3 separate regions of the Homo sapiens genome follow, and all the other regions are linked to region 1. The links are chromatin loops, found by intact Hi-C in ENCODE. Cell type or tissue: Panc1. All regions are shown on one strand.

The links. Peaks named below come from ENCODE experiments on the same cell type or tissue, not always from the same donor. Only the 100,000 strongest peaks of a DNase experiment are listed, where the experiment ranks them.
Region 2: a loop joins it to region 1, with 2.5 times the contacts of the local background. A loop is called at or near these places in 4 of 110 quality-filtered maps.
Region 3: a loop joins it to region 1, with 7 times the contacts of the local background. A loop is called at or near these places in 55 of 110 quality-filtered maps.

The regions. Positions count from the first base shown.
Region 1 is chr10:85,543,984-85,551,983 of GRCh38, reverse strand. The region is part of intron 4 of LOC105378404 (a long non-coding RNA gene); the gene reads left to right. Among named protein-coding and RNA genes, the nearest start is that of GRID1-AS1, 30 kb to the left of the region's middle. In Panc1, CTCF peaks have their summits at 3,562 and 3,765 (motif pointing left); a DNase peak (open chromatin) is centred at 3,733; H3K27ac peaks cover 3,140 bases.
Region 2 is chr10:86,121,753-86,129,752 of GRCh38, reverse strand. The region is part of intron 4 of GRID1 (glutamate ionotropic receptor delta type subunit 1); the gene reads left to right. Among named protein-coding and RNA genes, the nearest start is that of MIR346, 140 kb to the left of the region's middle. In Panc1, no CTCF peak of the experiment used is centred here; no DNase peak of the experiment used is centred here.
Region 3 is chr10:86,379,280-86,387,279 of GRCh38, reverse strand. No RefSeq gene overlaps it. Among named protein-coding and RNA genes, the nearest start is that of GRID1, 16 kb to the right of the region's middle. In Panc1, no CTCF peak of the experiment used is centred here; no DNase peak of the experiment used is centred here; H3K27me3 peaks cover 2,039 bases.

The DNA.
Region 1 (8,000 bases):
CTTTGTTATTTTAGACATTTTTTACTTGTATGCATTTATGGGGTACAAGTGTAATTTTGTTACATGGATAGATTAGTGGTGAAGTCGGGGCTTTTAGTGTATCCATCACCTGAATAACATATATTGTACCCATTAAGTTATTTCTTATTGTCCATGTCCTCCTAGTTCCTCACTTTTCTAAGTCTCAATTTTCTATCATTCCACACCCTGTGCCCATGTGTACGCATTATTTAGCTCCCAGTTAGAAGTGAGAACATGTGGTATTTGTCTTTCTGTTACTGACTTGTTTTACTTAATGGCCTCCAGTTCTATTCATATTGCTGCAAAAAGATATAATTTCATTCTTTTTATGGATGAATAGTATTCCATTGTATATACATACAACAGTTTCTTTATCCAATCATCCTTTAATGGATACTTAAGTTGATTCCATATCTTTGCTATTGTGAATAGTGCTAGAATAAACATAGGTGCAGATACCTTTTTGATATAATGATTGCTTTTCCTTTGGGTAGATACCTAATGATGAGATGGCTGGATCAAATGGTAGTTCTATTTTTTGTTCTTTGAGGAGTCTCCATACTGTTTGCTAAAGTGGCTGTACTAAATTACATTCCCACCAACAGTGTATAAGCACTCCCTTTCTCTGCATGCTCTCCAACATCTGTTATTTGTTTTTGATCTTTGTTCTTTGGGATTTTCTATACAGACAAGCATGTCCCCGTGAATAAAGACAGTTTTATTTATTCATGTCTAATTTATTTCTAAAAAATAATTTCTGTTTCTTGCCTATTGCATTGGCTAAAAGTTCCAGTACTATGTTGAATAGGGATAGTGAGAAAGGATTCCTTGTTTTTCCTAATCTGAAGAAGAAAACATTCACACTTTCATTATTAAGTATGATAGTAGCTGTAGATTTTGTTTGTAGATACCTTTTATCAAATTGAGGAAGTTCCTTTCGGTTCCTGGTTTGCAAAGAATTTTTATCATAAATGAATGCTCAATTTTGTCAAATTATTTTTCTTCATCAATTGATCTGATAATGTATTTTTTCTTCTTCGAACTCTAAATGTGATGGATCACATTGATTGCTATTCGAACATTGAACCAAGTCATATTTTACTGGGATGAATTCCATTTGATCATGGTGGATTATCATTGTCATTATGATGATTTTTATGTAGCTTCATTAAATTTAATAATATTTTGTTGACAATTCTTGCATCTTTTAATGCAAGATATTGGTCTGTAGTTTTCATTTTTTTCTACTGTCCTGCTTTAGTTTTGGTACAGAGTGATGCAGGCTTCATGAAATTATGTAGACAAAATTTTTATTCTATTATTTGAAAGACATTTTCGACACCTGATGTTATTTTTTAAAATATTTGATATAACTACACTGGGAAATCATCAGAGATTGGAATTTCTTTTTCAGGAGACTCTTGAGCTACAAATTCGAATTATTTAATATATGTAAGAAGATTTGTCTATTTCATCTTGTCTGAATTTGTAGTTTACAGTTTTTGAGGAATTGTATCATTTCAGATAAATTATTGAAGAGAGTGCATAGAGTTGAGCTGGCTATTCACTCTCTATTCTTCTTACATGTATGTCATTTTTAGTGAGAGCACCTCTTTCATTTTTACTGTTGGTAATTTATATATTTTCTCTTTTTTTAACAATCTTGATATTTATCCATTTCATTTATTATTTCAAAGAACCAGCTTTTACTTTCATTGATACTTAATATTTGTTGTCTGAATTAAACAAAAAATTTTTTACTCTTATCTTTTATCTTTACTCTTATCTTTACTCTTTTCTTCTTTAAACTTGCTTTGAATTTATTTTGCTCTGTTTCTTATTTTTTAAGTTAGAAGCATAGAATATTGATTTAAGAACTTTCTTCTTTCCTAATTAATAAATGCATTTATTGCTGTGAATTTCAGTCTAATCACTTCCTTAACTGTACACAACATCTTTGATCTATTTGTGCTTTTATTTTCTTTAAGTTCTATTTTTTTTCTAATTTATCTTGGAACTTTCTCTTTGACTCACAGATTATTTTAAAGTGGGGTAGGTAATATGCAGATGTTTGCTGATTTTTCAGTCATCTTTCTATTATTGATGTCTAGTTTAATTCCATGAAAGTCTGAGAACATTGTAGAGTTTAATTATTTTAAACTTCATAAAGTTTTTTAAATGATTCAGGTTATGGAGTATCCTGGTAAATGTACCATGTGGACTTAAAAAGAATGGGTATTCTGCTGTCATTGAGTGTAGTGTTCTGTAAACATCAATTATATGCAATTGGTTGATAGTTTTATTCAATTCTTCAATGTCCTTGCTGACTATCTGCCTTCTAGTTCTCTATATTACTAAGTGATATATTGAAATCTCCTAATATAATCACAAATGTTTGTATTTGTCCTTTAATTTCTGTCAGTTTTGCATATTTAAGCTCTGTTGTTAAATACACATGCATGTAGGATTGTTATTGTTATTTCATATGCAAGGACTCCCTGTAATTTTCTCTGCTCTGAACTATCCTTTTCTCATATTAGTATAGCCAATCAGGCTTTTGTGGGTTAATGTTTGCATGGGACATAATTGTCTATCCTTTTTCTTTTCATTTACCTATTTTGTTATCTTTGAAGTGAGTTTATTGTAGACAGCGTATAGTTGAGTAATTTTTAAAAATCCATTCTGAAAATTTCTCTTAATTGCTGTGTTTAAGATTATTATTAACAGATTTGTATTTAACTCTACTATTTCATTGTCTGCTTTCTGTCACTTCTATTTGTCATTTGTTTCTCCTTTTTTGTTTTCATTGAGTGACATTTAAGTTTCTTTTATTCTGTTTTAATTGATCTATTATGGTTTTTACTTCATCTGTTTATTACTGGCTGCTCTTATAATTAAAATATATACACTTTCTTTTTTTGTAAACTTCTAAGAATTTTAGTACATTATATAGAAAACTTAACATCACATAGGTCCCCTTACCTTCCTTCCTTTACGTTATAGTTTTCATATTACAACAACTTACATTAAAAACGTTATCAGATGAATGTTATAATTTTTGCTTCAAACATGTAATAAATTTTAAAAACTAGAGAAGAGGAAAATAGCCTATTATATTTATGAAGATTCTCCTTTATTTCTAAAATTCCAATGACATGCATTTTAATCTTTTATTATTGTCACACAGATCTCTGGGGCTCTCTTCATTTTTTCCCTCTCTGTTTTTGCTAATAGGCCCATCCAGTGAGTTTTACATTTTGGTTACTATACTTCTCAGTTCTAAAATTTCTATTTGATTCTTCTTTTTATATGTTATTTATTTGTTGACCTTCCGTTTTTCCATTTTTTTCAAGAGTGTTTACTATTGCTTCTCAGGCCCTTCGAATAATAGATGCTCTGCAGTCTTTATCAGGTAATTCCAACATCTGTGTCATCTTGACATTTGTGACTGTTAATTGTCTTTTCTCATGCAAACTGAAAGTTTCTTGTGGTTTTTTTTTTTCCCATGGCAAGTAATTTTGGCTTAATTCCTGGATATTTTGAATATTATGTTTTGTACTCTGGTTCTTATCTAAATTCTATGGCAAATGTTGATATGGTTCTCTTAGTGGCAAGGCAACCTGAATAAGTTCAGACTACAAGTTTCAACTTGCCTTCTGTGGGCTGTGAATTCAATCTCAGTTCACTGCTCAGTGCCTCACAGTGCTATTCAGATTTTGCCCACATGTGTGCCACCCTGTGGTGGATTTGAGACTTGGTCAATGATCTCGTTATTAGTTCTGTCCTCTAAATCTTTATATGCTCAGTAGAATCAGATCCACGCATGTGCAGACTGAAAGTGAACCCAGGATTTCTTAAACTACTTTATGGGGGATGTCTTCTTGGTGTCCTCCCTTTTCACAGTCTCTCAGGTAAAGTATATCCAGTGGCTTTTTACAGACTCCAAAGGGTCCCTAGCACTCCTCTTTTTGGTCCTCCAGAGAAAGTGTTGTGACTTTATTTTTTCTGCCCTGCCATGCACTTCCATGACTACATTTTGTCTGGGGTCAAGTGGAAGGATGATATATGAGGAAAAAGGCAATGGTAGCTCTCTCTACACTCCTGGGTTCCCAACCCCACTGAATAGCGAGGCTTCTGCCACTACTGCTGTGATATTACTTGGAGGATAAACAACAGCAACACAACATTGACAACAGAGGATTTCCACATTCCTTTTGAGATTTCAGAGTTCCTTTCTCACCTCCTGGAGCCAGAATGGGAGAGTTTTTCCTGGAGGCCTCTCTGTTTGTGCCAATGACCACCTCTTGGTTTCAGTTTGAATTGCATTCAGCCTAGAGGATAACATAGGGAAAAAATGCATAAACTCACCACCATGTGGTGATGCTTTGAATTCTGGTCTTCTTTCCAACCCATTTGCTACTATTTGCTTTTCATTGTCCTAAAATATCTCCTCCATATATTCTCTCCTGATTGTGTAGTCACAGCAATGGGAAAGACAACAAAAACATAGTTACTCCAAAGGACACAGAACTGGAATATATCCATTAGGGTTTTTTTTTTTTTTTTTTTTTGCATTTTTTTCAAATTTTTATTTTGAACTAATTTAAGACTCACAGAAGTTGCAAAAATAATACTGGAGGTTCCTGTGTGTACTTTCCCTAGCTTTCCCCAATGACAACATCTTATATACAAGAGTAACATTTTCAAAACCAGAAAATCGGTAGTGTTACAACACTATTAATTAAACCATAGGAATTATTTGACTTTTATCAGCTTTTGTTGGTGGTGGTGATGTTGATGATGATATGCAGTACTGTGGAATTTCACATGTATAAATTTCTGTTGACACCACCACAATCAAGATATAGAACTCTTCCAGCACTACAAAAAAACTCCCTCATGCTGCTATATCTGTATAATCACACTCTTCCTCTGATTCTAACCCCTGGTAACCATTGATCTGTTCTCCATTATTGTAACTTTTTCATTTCAAGGTTGCTCTATAAATGGAATTATACAGTATAGCCATTAGTTTTTAACAGAATCCGATCTTTGGCACCTTGTGTTTTATTGCTATTAAACATTCAGACATCAGCAATATTCCTTCAATGGGACAAGGACTGTAAAACACTGTACCTCAAGTCCCTCTGACCAGTACAGGAGCTGAAAAAAGAGTTATTGTAGTATAGGATATATTTATTGACTAGGTTCTGTTAAAGGATCACATACCTCATTATTGTTCATTTCTGAGAGCCCAACTGCTGGCCTGTTGGAGTCAGAGAAAAACTAGCTTTCACTGGACTCATGGCTTCAGGTCACAAACTATGACGAGGAGACCACGCTTGTCTCCTCTCTTCCCCTGTCCCCCTGTGCCACCTCCATGAGTGTGAGGTCAGGAGAACAGTGTGCTGGCAGACCACAGTGGAGCTGTTCAGAAAAAGGCACATTTAAACACACCTATTATCTCCATGCCTTTGTCAACAAAATATTTCAATTTCTGATGAATCTCTCTGTGTTCCTAGATTCATTTTAGGTCCAGCAAAACATATTGTTTCTTTGTTTGCTTTTCTATTTGCTCATGGTTATTACTTCCCCCTGAATGGTTCATTATAGCAGCAGTCATAGAATGATCATCTTGGAGTATATTATTATTTATTATGTATCGAGTGCCATAAAGGCTCATAAAGCTTTCCAGGTGCCTATAAGGATACCAGCCATTGGCTGCAGAGCACACAGCTGCGCTTAGGCACTTACTAGAGAGATGCAGCAGGAGATCTGAAGATGAAGCAGGCAGTTCCGGGGAGCAATTGATTCCTTCCAGCTTCCCCCTAGCAGAGGACGTGGTTGCAGAGCTCAGGAAGCTCCATGCTGTAAGGACACAGAAGAGGAAGTGAACAGAGAATGCACTCTTAATGTGGGTTTCATAGGCGAAGGTGGTGGTGCCTATAATAGTAGGAGAGGGAGCAAGACTCCTTTAGTTATAAAAATACAACTCTGATTCTCATATATTCTGAATGAGATTCTGTAGTCTCATTCAGAGAGGATAGGGAATGAAAGCAGGAAGGCAAAGATCACTTACATTTATTATCTATGTGCCAGCACTGATTTGGGCATTGGAATAGAGAGGACTGGAACCCATGGTGTGTTACAAAAAACAGACAAAAGATGAATAAATAAATATATAATGTAATGTTTCAGAAGGAGACTGAAGTTGGGTAAGGAGATCAAGCATAAAAGATGGTTATTTTTGATAAACCAGGGAAGCATGTTCTGAGACATGTCCTTTGAGCAGAGACCTTAATGAACTGAGGGAATGAACCATGTAAATATCTGGAGAAGGGCTTTGAGTAAGAAGGAACAGCACATGCAAAGGCCCTGGTTATGCTTACTCTTGGCAAGTGAAGTGGCAGTGATCCATTAGTGGGACTGAAGCCCAGGAGACAAAGCGGGGGTGGGGGGTGGGTGCTAAAGATGAGGTTGGAACATCAGCCATGGGCAGACCATGTAGACTGTGGGGAAAAGGGTGAATTTGTTCTCTGGGTGATAGCAAGTCATTGAAGGGTTGAAATGGGGAAACTGCATTAATCTGTTCATGATTTTAAAAGTTTACATTAGGTGTTGTGCTAATGTGTGGAGAATAAACAGGGATAGGTGAGCATAAGAATGAGTCTGTGTGTCCATGACGAGCACTTGCCAGGCTGACATACCCATTACATTTTATTCCTATGAAATTCTACCAATGCAGTAGATAGGTAACAATAATCTCCATGTGACGGAATAGTCTGTGACTCAGCAACTGCTGTAGTTTACTCTTGCAATAAACAGGAAGCAGGCACTTGAACCCAGGGGTGGTTCAGTTCTGATCTCTCCTTTTATCCCAGAAACAGCTTGGCTGCGGATACCTTGCTTTTGAGAGCCAGGAAGGGTCATTGCCCCTGCATTCTTGTCTCTATCCATTCTGTTTCCTCCTTGGGCAATGGAGACCAGATGTGTTTGTCTCACCCTCATGATTAAAGTTTAGATCCCATATATCCCTCCACATTTCCATTTGCCAGTGCCCTCCCAGGTGGCATCAGAAAACACACTGCCGTGATCAAGTGAGTATGACCCTTGGTGAACACTCTCCTCCCCATCTGGGATTGCCACTTCCCTTGTTTAAAACACCAGACACAGGCAGAGATTCTCTTCTTAACTCTCCAGTACTATCTTCCCAAGAAGTGCGATTTCCCTAGGTTTGCTCACCATTAGAGCCCAAATTCTGAAATTAGCTGGTATTGTCTGTCAGCAAAATGGTAACTAATATGAAATCCATTAGAAAATTATGATATTTGAGAGGCCGAGATGGGCAGATCACCTGAGGTCAGTAGTTCAGGACCAGCCCAGACAACATGGTGAAACCCCGTCTCTAATAAAAATACAAAAATTAGCCAGGCATGGTGGCACATGCCTGTAGTCCCAGCTACTTGGGAGGCTGAGGCAGCAGAATGGTTTGAAACTGGGAGGCAGAGGTTGCAGTGCGCTGAGATCGTGCCATTGCACTCCAGCTTGGGCAACAAAGCAAGACCCCATCTCAAAAAAAAGAAAAGAAAATTATGATGATCTCTAACCAAATCCTTGCAGTTCACACAAGGGGGCAAGGAAAGGTATGTTTTTGTAATTTTTCAGCTCGAGAAGAATGGGGAGGAAGCTACCACCTTGTGAAATTCTTTCAGGATTGTATCATCTCCGTGATTCTTCCTATTGTAGCGGAGAAAAAAATAAACACTTTCCCCTTTTCCTCTACTCTCTTGGGTTTAGTGGTTGGGGTATGCAAATTAAGCTGACAAAAGACAAATTAACAGGAGAAAAAACATACAAATATTATTGATGTTAATATTTTTACAAGTATAGGGTTTTACAAAAACAGCAAAACAGCAACAAGCAAGGAAAACCCAAAGTATTGGGTAGAATTGTAAAGTTATATACCATTTAAACAAAAG
Region 2 (8,000 bases), 580 kb before region 1:
TGTCCATCTAGCATAGGCCCTAGTGTGCAGATGAGCTTCCTGGGTGGAAGCAGATGGTGGCAGTTCTGCAGGTGACCTGGGGCCATGTGCCTTCTCACTCTTACTTTGCTTCAACATTGTTCAACTTTGGGGTGAACATGGTAAAGAGGGGGATGTGGAGCAGAGGGAGGGATGAAGACAGGCTTTATTTATCAAGTTCACCATATTCAGACCCTGAAACTCACCGAATCTTCTCAACAATGCTGGAAGAGAAGGGCTAGGATGGAGCTTTGAGCCTGTGGGGATTTTGGGGTTTGCTCATGGTCTAAAAGATGAAAAATGACAGAGCTGGGCTATGAATGCTGAACACCCTGACTCAAAGCCCAGCTTTTTTCTACTATGTGCTGTTGGGAGAGGAGGCTTGTTGCCATTGACAGATCAAGGGAGAGCCCATTTTTCTCCTGGAGTGTGACACAGAGCAGACTAGGTGAACATTGCCACGGAGTAGCAGGTAGCATGAGGAGGGGGACTGGACACCTCTGAATGCTCATATGGAGATGGGGACAACCCCCAGTCCTCTCTCGGCCAACACATCTGCAGAGAGCCTGAGGGGATGGATTGGCTGCCTCTGTGTCTCCATGGTCAACTAGAAGAGCAGTTTCTACAACCTCCCAGGCACCCGAGAGTCTGAGGACATTTTATATAGGCTTTCTGTCTACAGGGCAGGGAAGGGCAGAGTCCAGGCAGACCCAGCCCCTTTCTTGCCCCGCTTTCTCACCATGTGGCTTTCTGAGCTCTGGTTCCTCATCTGCTCAATGGAGTCAATACTTGATTCACAACGTTCTTCTAAGTACAGGGTATTTTGGGGTGTAGGCTTTCCTTTTTCCTTTCTCACAGTGCTTGACATGGGTATGGGTACCCAGAACATGCCCAGTGACTGATGTGTGAGTGGGGAGATCGATGAGTCTCAGAAAATGTAAAGATATGGGCATGAAGGGCGTTGAGAAAAGTGAAAAAATCTTCTGTGACCCTGGGCAAGGTCAACATTCTGAAGTTTGGGATGTGCTAGTGCTTGACATCAGGGATTGGGCTGGTGACCTGCTGCTAGGTCGGTGGACCTAGGAGAGAAGTGGCAAGGTTGGTGGGCCGTTACCAGGCGTGTGTATGCTTCACCTCCCTGTTGCCTGCTGTGCAGGGCGTGGTATGGCCTCTCCCTCTCCCCAGTGCATTACTCACATATCTGCACTATCACCAAAGTATGCTGTGAGCAGTGTCAGGGGGAAAGCAATGTACAGGGTTGTGGTCCACAGTTCGAGTCATGGAGCCTGGGGGAAAGGAGCTGCTGTAGGAGACAAGTGTGAAGGTAGGGGAGAAAAGAACTGGAGGGAGGTAGATCATCACAGGAAAAGCACACATGAATTCCCCCAACCCCATCCAAGAAGCCCTGGGTACATGGGCACAGGGAGGGCAGATGGAGGGTTTCCTACCCCAGGGAGATGCAGGACTTGAACCACTTCGATTTAAATAAGAAAAGGCAGGGCAGAGCACCCAAGGATGTCCCTCTCCTCCCACACCCATTCTGCCCATTCTCCTCTCACAGAGGAAACCTGAGGCTTTCAGATGCTCAGCTGGGGCCACGATGATGCTTTTCTTTCCAGGGCTGGGGCTGCTGGTGGCACAGAGGAAGGGGCATTGTCCTTGGAGCAAATGGACACAGAATCAGAGCCCAACTCTTCTATCAGTGCCATCTTTTTGAGGCTATTTACTGGTCATAAGCTGGAGTATTAACACCTTCCCAGAGGGTTGCCATGGGAATTAAATGAGGGAATGCTCTTGAGAGGGCCTGGTGCAGGGGTGGTGCTCTGCAAATCGTAGTTTCATTATTGTGCCTGTGGATGGTGTTTGGCTGAGATTGTAGAACCAATCTGGGGCTGTTGGGGTCAAACATTGGGAGGTATCAGTGGCTCAGAGATGGGGAGCTGTGGCCAGCCTGGCAGAAGGATAGCTCCTACTCACTCTGTGTCAGGAAGCATAGCTCACAGAGCCAAGTGAGGAAAGCCAGATGTGGGGTGCACCTCGGGTGGTAAGGAGGGGCTAGGAAAAAGTGACAAAGTGCTCACGATCTCCAGCCAGCCCAGCTGGGGTTGAGAACCAGCTTGTGGTCCAGCACTCAGCTGGAGAGGATGTTAGAGTCCAAGAGAGAGCGGGAGAAGAGGAGGGCTAAGTGCTGCCTGGGCTCCAGATGCTGGCTAGGCACTTTCGGATCTTTTTCAGGAGCAGGGTGAGAGTTCACAGGGCACCTCCCATCTGGGCTGTTATTGGAGCACATGAGCAGGAGCAGCTACTAGTGGCTTCTCAGGAGTGCTAGTTACTGGGCTGATAGAAGGAGGGACAGCCGCGGGTGCTTTCTGCCTGCAGAGTTACTCTTCAGATGAGAAGGCATCTCTCAGCAGCCTGTCGGTGGCCAGTACGCCACTAAGATAGAATGGGCTCCATCCCTGGACCTCTTACACTGGGTGCTTTGGGGGAGAAAGACATGGTCTCTGCCCCTGAAGCACCGCCAGACTACACTAGAGAGAGAAAACATACACTCAGGAAGAACAGCGACTACTCAGTTGGAGACTGCCCTGTGCCTAGCGAAGCAGGGTGGGAAGGGGGCCGCATAGCTGCCCCTTCTCTCTGCCCTATAATGATCAAATGGGACCATCCCATCCAGGCTACCACATGAACTACTCTTGGATAATTCTGTAACTTGGAGCTTGTTAAGACAATCAAAGGGTCAGAGAAGAATGGCTAAAGCCACCCTTTGGCGTGACAGCCAGGTCATAAATCCAAATGCCTATGGCATCCAGGCAGGGATATTAAGGCAGACAGCAGGTGGGCTGTAAGAACTGAGAGTATTGCAGCTGCAGGCACCTGGGGGAAACATCCTTCTCTGAAGAGGACTGTCAGGCTCTGCCAAGATTCCCCTGAGAAGGCCTGGTGTGGTCACTATTTCTTGTGTCTCAAGAGGAGCCAGAAATTTGGACTTCCTGTGAAATCTCTTAGTTTTTAAATGTTTGTAGCTAATTACAAAAATTCTGAACTCTTTGTTGGCCAACTCTGCCTGTGGCAGGGCTGATAAGGCTTGCAGGCTGCCAAGTGGTAATGTCTGATTTATTGCATATATACTGTCAACTTAAGCTCATTAACTATGAGAATAGTGTGAAGCGAGCCCTGTTCTCCTTTCCCAGTTCTTTCTTGCTGAGGATAGGCAGTCATTCTTAGCACAGTGGTCCTAGGAGTTCCTATTTCTTTTCTTTTTCTTTTTTTTGTTTTTGAGACGGAGTCTCACTCTGTCGCCCAGGCTGGAGTGCAGAGGCACGATCTCAGCTCGCTGCAACCTCTGCCCCTCCAGGTTTAAGCAATTCTCTGCCTCAGCCTCTGGAGTAGCTGGGATTACAGGCGCGTGCCACCACGCCTGGCTAATTTTTTGTATTTTTAGTAGAGACGGGGTTTCGCTATCTTGGCCAGGCTGATCTTGAACTGCCGACCTCATGATCCACCCGCCTTGGCCTCCCAAAGTGCTGGGATTACAGGCGTGAGCCACCACGCCCGGCCGAGTTCCTGTTTCTTTCCTTGGCTCCTCAAGGTACCACCCCTGTTTTCTGTGATTCCAACATCCTTCTTACTTTTGTTGGTGGGTGTGACCTGCCTTAGGGGTCTCCCTCATGCAGTTGACCCTTGAACAATGTGGAGATTAGGGGAACCAACCCCCCATGCAGTCAAAAATCTGTGTATAACTTTTGACTCCCCCAAAACTTAACTCCTAAAGCTTACTGTTGGCCAGAAGCCTTACCGATAACATAAACATTTGATCAACACAAATTTTGTATGTTATAGGTATTATATACTATATTCTTACGGTAAAGTAGAGAAAATGGAATTAAGAAAATCATAGGAAGAGAAAATATATTTACTACTCATTAAGTGGAAGCGGCTCATCATAGAGGTCTTCGTCCTTGTTATCTTCATGTTGAGTAGGCTGAGGAAGAGGCGGAAGGGTTGGTCTTGCTGTCTCATGGGTGGCCGAGGCGGGAGAGATGGAGGAGGGATAAGGGGAGGAAGGAGAGGCAGTCACATTCAGTGAAACATTGATTGAAAAAAATCCACAGGTAAGTGGAGCCTCACAGTTCCAATCTGTGTTGTTCAAGAGTCAACTGTAGTTGCCAGAAGCTCATGTTCTTTTTATCCACCATTGCTCAAATTCTACTCTAAATGTGAACTGAGCTCTTTAACCATTACAGGCACTTTTGGTCTTTCCTGTGTGAAGGCCAGCTCTTTAGATGGGTGGTGATCATTGGTATTGGTTTGCTCTACCTAGCAGTACTCCACAAGGCTGCTGCTGGTTGTTAACTATCCTGGGACTGGCAGCTTTCAGTTCGTGGGTCTTATAGCTTTTTCCTTTCTGCATTTGGGGCACACTGACTCTGCCGGTTCACTCTCTGTGCTGAGGTGGGGAGGGTTTCGGCCTGCCTGACCGTTAGCATGAGAAGTAGCTTCCTATTTAGGGCCTGAGTGGCAAAGCCTTGCCCATTGGCAGTCACGTGGAAGCCATGGTGCTTTTATGTTCGACTGCCAGATTGTCTTCCTCCAGTCCTTGCTGTGGGTGCAGCACGTCCAGGGAGCCTGTCCATGCCAGTGCTCAGGCATTACTGCATTGGGCTGTGGCCTCAATTTTCATGTTTTTCTAAAACCATGTCTCACTTGCAGGGAGGGACCAACCTCATCTTATGATTGCTCCCTGAAGTTCACTGAAAGGGCTATGCAGAGTAGATGCTCAGCAAGTCACTGGCTGTATCAGCCAGGCCCGGAGGGAACTGCCCAGTTCCCCATATCACACCCAGGGGCTCTCCAGAGCCTGGGACTAAGGTTTCCATAAGCTCCCGCCCTGGCTCTGTCCAGTTCCCTGTATGACTATAGGGCACTGTCTTGCCTTTCTGGGTTTCATTTGTCTGTCTTGAAATGGATTCGATATTAATTGGGCAGTGAATATGGACTAGGCTCTGTTCTAGACCCTGAGAATATAAAGGGACTGAGACAAACAAGGTCCTTGTCTTCAAGAGCTGACATCTTAGTGGAGGTGGTGGTCAGACACTAAACAAATAAATGAGTAAACCAAAAGTCATGTGGGTAGTGACAACCCCCATGAAGAAAAATACAGTAAGGTAAGAAGAGAGTGGTTTCGTGGGGGCACCACTGTAGAGCAGTGGTTAGGGACAATGATGCCAAGAAGTAGGCGTTTATTGAGAGACTGGAAGGATGTGATGGAGCCCCCAAAACAAGATCTGCTGCAGAGAGATTGTGGCATCTGGAATGTCATGTGGTCCTGAGGCTGGAATGAGCTCAGCACATTGGAGCATCACTGAGGAGGAGGATGTACCTGGTGCCAGGTGAGCCAGGGGGAGAGTGGTGGCAGGTGACATTGGGGAGGTGTCCAAGATCAAAGCACTGGGGGCTTTCAGGCCTTTGTCAGATTTTGGGTTTGGTTTCAGTTGAATAGGAAGTCACTGGAGGTTTGTGAGCAGGTGAGCAGCATGATCTGGAAAGGGACCAGGGTTAAGGTGTTGTCTCTGCCACTCTCTGACTCCATGGGAAGCAGCTCAGGGACACAGAAATCCTAAGGGAATTGTACTCTATAGTTGTCAGCTGACAGGGAGCCTGGGAGCTGAGAATGGCTACCCTGGGGAGGTGCTCCCTCTGTTTCCCTGCTTGCCTGGGCCACGAGGCCTGGATGGGTAGCTCCCTGCCTGGCAGCCTCATTCTGGGCTCCCTGCACTCAGGCCGCCTGCATGGGCCCTTGGTGTGGGAAGCCACGCTGGCTCCTGCTTTGTGCCTCACAGAGCAAGTTCGCAGGGGTGAGCTCAGCCTCATGGCAGCCACCGTGGCAGCTTCCTGTGAGGAGCAAGCAATCAGCCTAAAGAGCTTTGCACATTATTAATGTGTGTGCACATGGGCCTGCCTTGCTGCTCCAAGGACTCTCCTTGTGGAAGGGCTGAGAGAGGACGTGCCCCTTTTCAGTGCATCTTTCCTCTTTCTTTCAGCAGGGAATTCGGAGAAGCAGCAAAAGCAACAGCAATAACAAACCCCAACCACACAAACCTTCCGCTCATCACCTAATGAGAATCAGGCAGGGCTGCTACCAAGCCCAGTGCAGGGCCTCGCCTCCCCAGGGCTGCGATTTGTTTGCCCTTGTGCCAATAGGTAAACAAATCAGGGATGCCAGTGTGTGGACATGTGTGGGTGTGGGGGTGGGTGCAGAGTTTGCATGTGTTCCACCTTTGTCTGCCTGTTTCCACACTGGCCTTTGAAACTGTGTGATGCCCCTACCTCCACCATAAAGGACTCACTGACATTGTGGGAGATAGTGATATGGGACATCCCACACCACATCCCATTCTTTGTTGCTCCCAACTGCTTCCCCTCCACTCTCAGCATCACCGGTAGGTTCCAGGCTATGGCCCTCTGCCCTCTGTTCCCTAGGTTTGGATTGTAGCTTTGCCTTTAGGACAAGGTGGTCTTGAGTAGGTCCCCCTTCTCCTCCTGTGACCCAGTAGACTCCAATCCTCCCCACCGTTCATTCCAGATCCCCCGGGGCACTGGCAGTGTTGGGGCGGAGTAGTCAGGCCTGGCATTGCACGGAACCAAAATCATGACATGACTTGATTCAAAACTCAAGCAGTTGCCTGGTTCATCCTCAAAGCTGGGCACCTTTCAGAGCCTTTGCAATGATGCTTGGGTCCCTTGGTTCTGCTGCCATGGCTCTGAAGTCCTGTGTCCCTGGACTCTGGACTTGAGCACTGCCCAGGCCTGCACGGCAGGGCACTAAGCTGCAGAAAGTGGGGCCCAACAGTTCCAACTGGGCTCCCCCCTTGTCTCCACCCCTCCCTCATGTGTGCTCACACGTCAGGGGTGGCCCTCAGGGTCAGTCCCATCAGAGGTAGCAGCTGTGGTCCAGGCATACTGGGAGACTTCAGAGGCCAGTTAAAAGGTGAGGAAAAAATAAATTTATCTGTGAAATGGGGAACACTATTTGCACATTTAATTCAGTGACCAATTTAAAAAATCATGACTGTTTCTTTCTATGAGGGGCAGTGTCCTTTCAAATCTGGCTACTTTTAGCTTCCAAAGGAAGATAGGTAAAGGGAAGTTGTATAAGTTATCCAGGCACCCAGTGGAGCTCCAGTGCCAGGGAGAGGCTGAGCAGGAATTCCAGCTCCAGGGCTGCTCATTCCTCTTCCAGCTGTTGGGTATTTCTTCCTACGCATAAGGGGCCATGCCCAGGATGGCCGTCAGCCCCTGGAAATGCAAAGCAAGCACATCCCTGGCTCATTAATTGCTCTAAGTGAATGTGCAGGGAATGATCCTGCTTCTCCGACAGGGTCAGACAGAGGGACCTTGTCCCTGGCTCAGCATGTGGTACCTGTCCTCAGGGTAGGGAGCGGGGAACAGTTGGGGCCAGCAGAAAGAGCAGGGTTTTGGGAGTTACTCAGCTCTGCTTACTCTCTGAACCTGTGTCTACTGGTAAAATAAAGAAGCTAGTGCCTGCTTACTCCCAAGGCTGTGGTAAAGTTTAAAGGACGTAATGTGTGGGGAAGTGCCTGGCTTGGAGTAGGTTAGTAAATGACTGCATTTGTCTCCCTTCTATGGCACAGGTTGCCCTTAGGTCTGTCACTCTGTCCACAGCCAGGCTGTTGTCACTGCTCCCATTTCTCAGATACAGAGACTGAGGCCCTGCAGGGTTGTATTTGGGGCCCGGGGGTATCCAGTGGAACGTTTCTAAAGCAATCAAGGTAAGGAGCAGGCTTGAGGGGAGAGATGTCAGAGCAGGTAAGAGCATATCTAGCCTTTGGAGTTGTTTGTTTGGTGTTAGAATCCAAGCACTGCCCTTATGGCTGGTGGCTGTGGGCAAGTTATAAAACTTCTCCAAACCTTTGTTTTCTTATATCTAAAGTAGGGATAGTGGCAGGACTACATCATAA
Region 3 (8,000 bases), 840 kb before region 1:
TGAAAAGTGCATAAAACACAAATATGCCATTCTGTGAATGAAGTAGGTACTATGTAACCACCACCCAGGTTAAAAAAATTAAGGGGATTAACACCTCACACATCTTCCCAGTGCTGCTCTGCAATCATAATCCTTTCCTTCTGCTCTAGATATAACCACCATTCTGGCTACATTGATAGTATTTTATTTTATTTTTATTTTTGAGATAGAGTCTCACTCTGTTTCCCAGGTTGGAGTGTAGTAGCACCATCTTGGCTCACTTCAACCTGTGCCTCCTGAGTTCAAGCGATTCTCTTGCTTCAGCCTCCCAAGTAGCTGGGATTACAGGTGTGTGCCACCATGCCTGGCTAATTTTTTGTATTAATATTTTTAGTAGAGATGGCGTTTTGCCATGTTGCCCAGGCTGGTCTCAAACTCCTGGCCGCAAGTGATTCTCCCACTTCAGCCACTGAAAGTGCTGGGATTACAGGCATAAGCCACCATGCCCAGCTGACACTGATAATATTTAAAAAGTAGTTTTTTACTATCTCAGTGCATTCCTAAATTTGTTTTGGTTGTTATTTCTATTCATTTGAATAGAAGGCCACTAAATACGGTTGTTTTTTGTTTTGTATTGGTTTTGCCTTTTATTCAATGTCATGTTTGTGAATAGCATTCATGTTTTCTATAGTTTTAGCTTGTTCATTTTCATGGCTGCATAGGGGTCCATTGTAGAAACATATTGCAATGATCTATTTACTTACTCCACTAAGATGGAAGTTTGGGTTGTTTGCAGATTCTGCCTTTCACAAACAGTGCTGCTGTGAATGTTCATAGGTCTGTCACATGTGCCCTTGTGCAGGAGTCTCCCTAGGGTAGAGTGGAAATGCTGGGTCAGAGGGCATGTGTATCTGCAGCTTGAATAGGTGATGCCAAACTCTTTCCAAAGTGGATACATAATTTTACACTCCTATATTTTGATGGATGTGTAATGGCATCTCATTCTAGTTTTAATTTGCATTTCTCTAATCACAAATGAATTTTTTCTTTTGAAAAGTGCCTGTTCAAACGTTTTGTCCATTTTTCTATTAGGTTGTTATTCTGATTACGTACTGCTACATAGCCAACCACCCCAAAATTTTGTGACCGGAAAAAGCAGCACTAATTTCTTTTGCTCATGGGTCTTCAGCTTGAGCAGGACTTGTCCTCAGCTGTGATGACTCAATGGCTAGGGGCAGGGCTAGCTGGGGAATGGCTTCGTCACAGTGGGGCAGTCTCAGGTGTGCCCCAGAACAAGCATTGCAAGCACTGGGTGGAAGTGCAGGACTTCTTCTGACTTAGTGTTGAATGTCCCAGATGTGTTTTTTCAGTCAAGCAAGTCACTAAGGCCAGCCCAGATTCAAGGAAAGGGGAATTGGATTCCACCTTTCAATGAGAGGAATAGCAAAGAATTTGTAGTCAACTTTCATCTCCCCTGATTGTAGCTTTTTTTCATATTGATTTGTAGTTCGATATATATTCCCTCTGTTTAGAAGTATTTATTTTGGAGAGTTATTTTTTTATTTATACATTCTCCCATCATGGCTTTGTTTTTGCTCTCTTTATAGCTTTTCCCCCCTTTGTGGCTAATGCTTTTTAAGTCTTGTTTAAGTTTTCCCCTCCCTCAAGGTCATAAGAGCTGTCTAACTTTCTAATCACCTAAAGCTTTCTGAATTTCTCTTTCTATTTAGGTCATTAATCAACCTGGAATTTAATGTATGGTGTGAAGTAGGGATCCAATTTAACTTTTTCCTCATATGGATATGTCAGTGTCATTTATTAAGAAGAACGTCCATTCCTGTCTGCTCTGCAGCACCACTTTGGCCAGATAGCAAATGTTTGTGTATGCAAGAGTCCTTTCTGGGCTCTCTATTCTGTTCCATTCTAATCTTCTATCTTTGAGTCAATACCACACTGTCTGAATTTCTATTTATAATAGATCTTGACATCTAGCAGAATAAGTTCTCCCATCTTGCTTTTCTTTAAAAGTGTCTTGGCTATCTTATTTTTTTATACTTCTCAATACATTTTAGACTCACTTTACAAGTTCCACAAAACATCTTTTGAATTTCTGATTTAAACTGACATCTGTATCATATTTGTTCTTCCAATATTTATTTATAGTGTATCCCTTCATCTATGTAGGTCTTCTTAAAGCTTCTCACTGCACCTTTTTTTGTTCCATAGAATCCACAGGTTTTCAAATATTTTTCCTCCTTCAATCCTTTACAATGTGGTGAATATCACTGATTTTTTAAAATGTTAAGCCAATTTTCATTACTAGAATACATAAAATTTGGTCATGATGGATTATATATTTGTAATATATTTATATTTTATTTACATATCTTTTGATTTGGTTGGCTAATGTTTGATTTAGAATTTTTGCATTTACTTTCATGAAAGTGAGTGGCTTGTGATTTTCATTTCTCTAATGTCTTTGTCAGGTTTTAATATTGCTCTGCTGGCATCATAAAGAAGTTGGGATGGTTCCTCTTTTTCTTTTCCTTTTTTTTTTCTTTTTTTTGAGACGGAGTTTCGCTCTTGTTGCACAGGCTGGAGTGCAATGGCACGATCTTGGCTCACTGCAACCTCTGCCTCCCGGTTCAAGCGATTTTCCTGCCTCAGCCTCCCGAGTAGCTGGGATTACAGGCATGTGCCATCACGCCCGGCTAATTTTGTATTTTTAGTAGAGATGGGGTTTCTCCATGTTGGTCAGGCTGGTCTCCAACTCCTGACCTCAGGTGATCTGCTCGTCTCGGCCTCCCAAAGTGCTGGGATTACAGGCGTGAGCCACCGCGCCCTGCCTGGTTCCTCTTTTTCTGGTCTATGGAAAAGTTTGTGTAACAGTGACATTGTTTCTTCCTTAAATGTTTGGTAGAATTCACCAATGAAACCATCTGGGCTTCAAGGATTTACATTTCTTTAATAATTGTAAGACTGCCCAAGTTATCCATTTCCTCTGGTATAAATTTTGGTAAATTGTATTTTAGAGAGAAATTTATCCATTTCATTTGAATTTTCAAATATATGTTCATACTATTTTCTTATTTTTTGATGTCTGTAGGATCCTTGGTTAACTTCTTTTTCTTACTCTTGCTTAGTTATTTTCATTCTCTCTCTTTCTCTTTTTCTCTCTTCCATTTTGATCAGTCTTGCCAGGATTTTTTAACTTTGTTAATAGTTTCAAAGAAATGACTTTTGACTTTTAAATTTTATTTTGATTTCTCTATTGCATGTATTATCTTTCATATTTTATTAATTTATACTCTCGACTTTTTTATTCTACCTTTTTGGGTTATTTTACGTTTCTTTTTCTAATGTCGGAAATGGACACTTTTTCATTAATTTTCTGCCTTCCTTCAAGACTATAAATCTTCCAAATACATAAAAGGCTACTTAGAGAGAAGCATGAGTTTTGATATGTGACATTTTTGTTATTCTTCTGTTGTAAATATTTTCTTTTTTCTTTTTCTTTCTTTCTTTTTTTTTTTATGAGACGGAGTCTCGCTCTGCCACCCAGGCTGGAGTGCAGTGGCGCGATCTCGGCTCACTGCAAGCTCCGCCTCCTGGGGTTCATGCCATTCTCCTGCCTCAGCCTCCCGAGTAGCTGGGACTACAGGCACCTGCCACCTCGCCCGGCTAATTTTTTTGTATTTTTAGTAGAGACGGGGTTTCACTGTGTTAGCCAGGATGGTCTCGATCTCCTGACCTCGTGATCTGCCCGCCTCGGCCTCCCAAAGTGCTGGGATTACAGGCCTGTTGTAAATATTTTCTAATTTTCATTTATCATGTTCTTTTTGTATACTGAGTTGTTTAGGAATGTATTTCTTAGTTTTATTTTTAATATTAATTACCAAGTTAATTACATTGTTGTCAGAAATCATGTTTAATGGCCGGGTGCAGTGGCTCACCACACGCCTGTAATCCCAGCACTTTGGGAGGCCAAGGCGGGTGGATCACCTGAGGTCAGGAGTTTGAGATCAGCCTAGGCAACACGGTGAAACCCTGTCTCTACTAAAAATACAGAATTAGCCGGGCGTGGTGACACATGCCTGTAATCCCAGCTACTCCGGAGGCTGAGGCAGGAGAATTGCTTGAACCTTGGAGGCGGAGAATGCGGTGAGCTGAGATCGTGCCATTACACTCCACCCTGGGCAACAAAAGTAAATCTCCATCTCACCAAAAAAAAAAAAAAAAAAAAAAGAAAAAAAAAAGAAATCATGTTTAATACTATTTCAATCAAACATTATCTTTTTTTTTTTTTTGAGATAGAGTCTTGCTGTTTTGCCCAGGCTGGAGTGCAGTGGTGTGATCTTGGCTCACTGCAACCTCCGCCTCCTGGATTCAAGTGATTTTCTTGCTTCAGCCTCCTAAGTAGCTGAGATTACAGGCATGCACCATCATGGTGGGTTAATTTTTGTATTTTTAGTAGAGATGGGGTTTTGCCATATTGGCCAGGCTAGTCTTGAACTCCTGACCTCAGGTAATCCGCCCGTCTCGGCCTCCTAAAGTGCTGGGATTAAAAGCATGAGCCACCGCACCCGGCCTAAACATTATCTTTTTGTAAATGTTCATGTATGCTTGAAAAGAAACTGTAGTCTGCTCTTGTTGAGTGCAGCATTCTATATGTGTCCACTAGATCAAATATGTTAATAATATTTTACAGATGGTTTATTTCTTCCCTGAATTGTGACGGCTTTTTACTGCTTTTCTTGTCTATACTGAGAGACTTGTGCTAAATTCTCTCACTGTGATGTTGGATTTGTCTTTCTTTTTGTAGATATATAATTTTGGACTTTATATATTTTGTGACTATGTTGTTAAATGCATACAAGTATAACATTTTTATGTCTCCCTTGTAAATGAAATATTTTATCATCACATAATAATCCTCTTTATCTCTAATAATACTTTTTTGCCTTAAAGTCTACTTTGTCTGATATTGCTATAGCCACAGTAGCTCTTTTTTGGTTAATGCTCACATGGCACATTATCCTTATTCCTTTTACTCTCAATATTTCTTTATTTTTATATCCTAAATGTGACTTTTGTCACATCTAGATTTTCACAAAAAATCCAATTTACTAACATTTGCAATTTGACTAAAGCATTCAATTCTCTTACATTTAATATACTTATTAATGTATTTTTGTTTTTAAAATATCACTTTATTTTGGGCTTTCTGTTCTGTTTCTCTTTCTTGCTTTCTTGGGCTCAACTGTATTTTCTTGGACTTCACTGTACTTTATCATACACTTTTCCATCCAAAGTTATTGTCTCCTTTTTTGTGTATGTGTTTTCCTTCAAAATTAAAATCTGCATACTTAATTTACCAAAGTTTACAGTTAATGAATACTTTTGCCATATTCCCCAGACAATCCCTGTATTGTCTTATATTTTAGTTCTTATTTTTTTGTATGCCATAGGCATCACTGTTCTAGACAGTGTTCATTTATATTCACCCATGCATTTAAATGCTCATTGCTTTTCACTCTTTCCTGTGCATAGGTCCTTCCATCTGGGATCACTTTCCTTCTGCCTGAAATAGCTCCTTGAGCATTTCCTTTAGTGAACGTCTGCTTCTAATTGAACTCTCAGAGTTTTTGTTTGCCTGAAAAATCTTTATTTCATCCTAATTCTTGAAAGACATTTTTTTCCTTAGTGTGGAGTTCTAGGGTAGAAACATTCTTTCAGCTCATTGAAGCTACCACTCCACTATCTTCCGCCTTGTTATGTGTGTACTGTTGTTGAGAAGTCAGCTGTCAGTTTAAGAAATCTGTTTTTTCTTCTCTAGCTGCTTTTACAATTTTTCTCTGTATCTTTGGTTTTCTGCTGTTTCACTATGATGGATCCAGGTGTGAATTTCCTATTGACCAGGAGTTCTAAAGTCACGTGGGTGGATTTCAGCAGTTGGGGAGGGCTGGGAGGTAGGATCAGACAAGGAGATGCCTACAGCTTGTAGGGGATTGATCTGGGATGCCACATCATTAAGCCTCAGTTGTGTGCTCTGTAAAAGAGGGTTGATGATATTTACTTTGCATCTCCGTCTTCATTCAGTAAGCATTGATTGAGAACCCACTAGGTGCTAGACCCTTTCCTGGGTAATGGGAACACAAGATGAGTCTCAGCTTTTGCGACTCTTCCAGCTAGAAGGGGAGGCAGGTGTGAGAACAGACATATATGATGGTGGGTGCTGCAGCCACAGGTGGCCCAAGGATGGGTCACTTCCACATGGGGTTGGGGGTGTAGGTAATAAAGACTTCCTGGTTCATGGAGTTTCAACTTCATCTTAAAAGCCACATACATTTCTAGGGGGCCATCCACGAAAGAAGGCATTCCTAGGAGAGGGAACAGCAAGGGCTGAGAGGTGGGAAACAGCGTGGCTCATTAGTGTTACCGAATTGTTTTACACTTTGGGGTTGGGAGCCCTTTGGAGGGCTTCTGTTCTAGCCAGTAATCTTTTTGTTGCCAGTGACCATAACACATGGCAGAAACTCACACTGCAAAGGCAGAGAGGGCAGGGGAACAGCCACCACCTCTTGCCTGTGCTTCTCTGGTTCCTTCCACCCATCAGGGATCATGTCTGCCCACCTAGCCTGACTTCACATCTTACATACCCATCACCTATAGGGCCGGATTCTCTTTATTCTAGTTAAAGCATTCTGGAGGAGGGTGCTGATTGGCTAGTTTGGAGTAGGTGGCCATCTTCAGACCAATCAGACATAGTCAGGGCCTGGGTCTTCTACGACCTCGGTCATTCCTGCTACAGCCCCGTGTTGTTTTGATGGCGCAGCTCTCAGGGCAGGGGGCATTGCCTGGGGCCGGTCCTGCAGAAATTCACTACAGCCTAAGTGCTGTGGAACTTGACCATTGTTCTGCAGACAGAGGGCCTAGCAAAGGGTTTGTGTGATTTTATATTATTTTTATTTTTAATTGTGATAAAATACACATAATATAGCATTTACCATCTTAACCATTTTTAAGCATACAGTTCAGTGGCATTAGGTACATTCACATTGTTGTGCAACCCTCACCACCATCCATCTCCTGAACTTTTTCATCTTCCCAAACTGAAACTCTGTCCCCATTAAACAACTCCCCATTCTCATCTTCCCTCAGACCCTGGCAACCACCATTCTACTTTCTGTCTCTGTGAATATGACTACTCTAGGTACCTCCTATGAGAGAATCATACAGTATTTGTCTTTTCTTTTCTTCTTTTTAGATGACGTCTCACTCTGTTACCCGGGTTAGAGTGCAGTGGTATGATCTTGGCTCACTGCAATCTCTGCCTTCAAGGCTCAAGCCATCCTCCTGTCTCAGCCTCCCGAGAAGCTGGGACCACAGGTGTGTGTAACCACGCTCGGCTAATTTTTTTGTATTTTTTGTTGAGATGGGGTTTTGCCATGTTGCCCAGGTTGGTCTCAAACTCCTGAGCTCAAACAATCCACCTGCCTTGGCCTCCCAAAGTGCTGGGATACAGACATGAGCCACTGAGCCTGGCCAGTATTTGTCTTTTTGTGATGCGCTTATTTCATTTAGCATAATGTCCTCAAGGTTCGTCTATGTTGGAACATGTGTCAAAATGTCCTTCCTTTTTAAGGATGAATAATATTCCATTGCATGGATGGACCACAGTTTATCCATCATTTGTTGATGAACGCCTGGGTTTCTTCCACCCTTTAGCTATTGTGAATAACATTGCTATAAATATGGGTGTACAAATATCTCTTTGAGGACCTGTTTTCAATTCTTTTGGATATATACCCATAGTGGAATTGCTCGATCATGTAAAAGAAAATACAATTTCAGAATCCTCTAAATTTATTATACCAAGGGGGAAGGCTCATTCATGTAACTTGTTTGCAATCCTGCTTCTTAGATTATAGATTAAGGCCGGGCATGGTGGAGCACGCCTGTAATCCCAGCACTTTGAAAGGCCGAGGTGGGTGGATCACTTGAGTTCAGGAGTTCGAGAC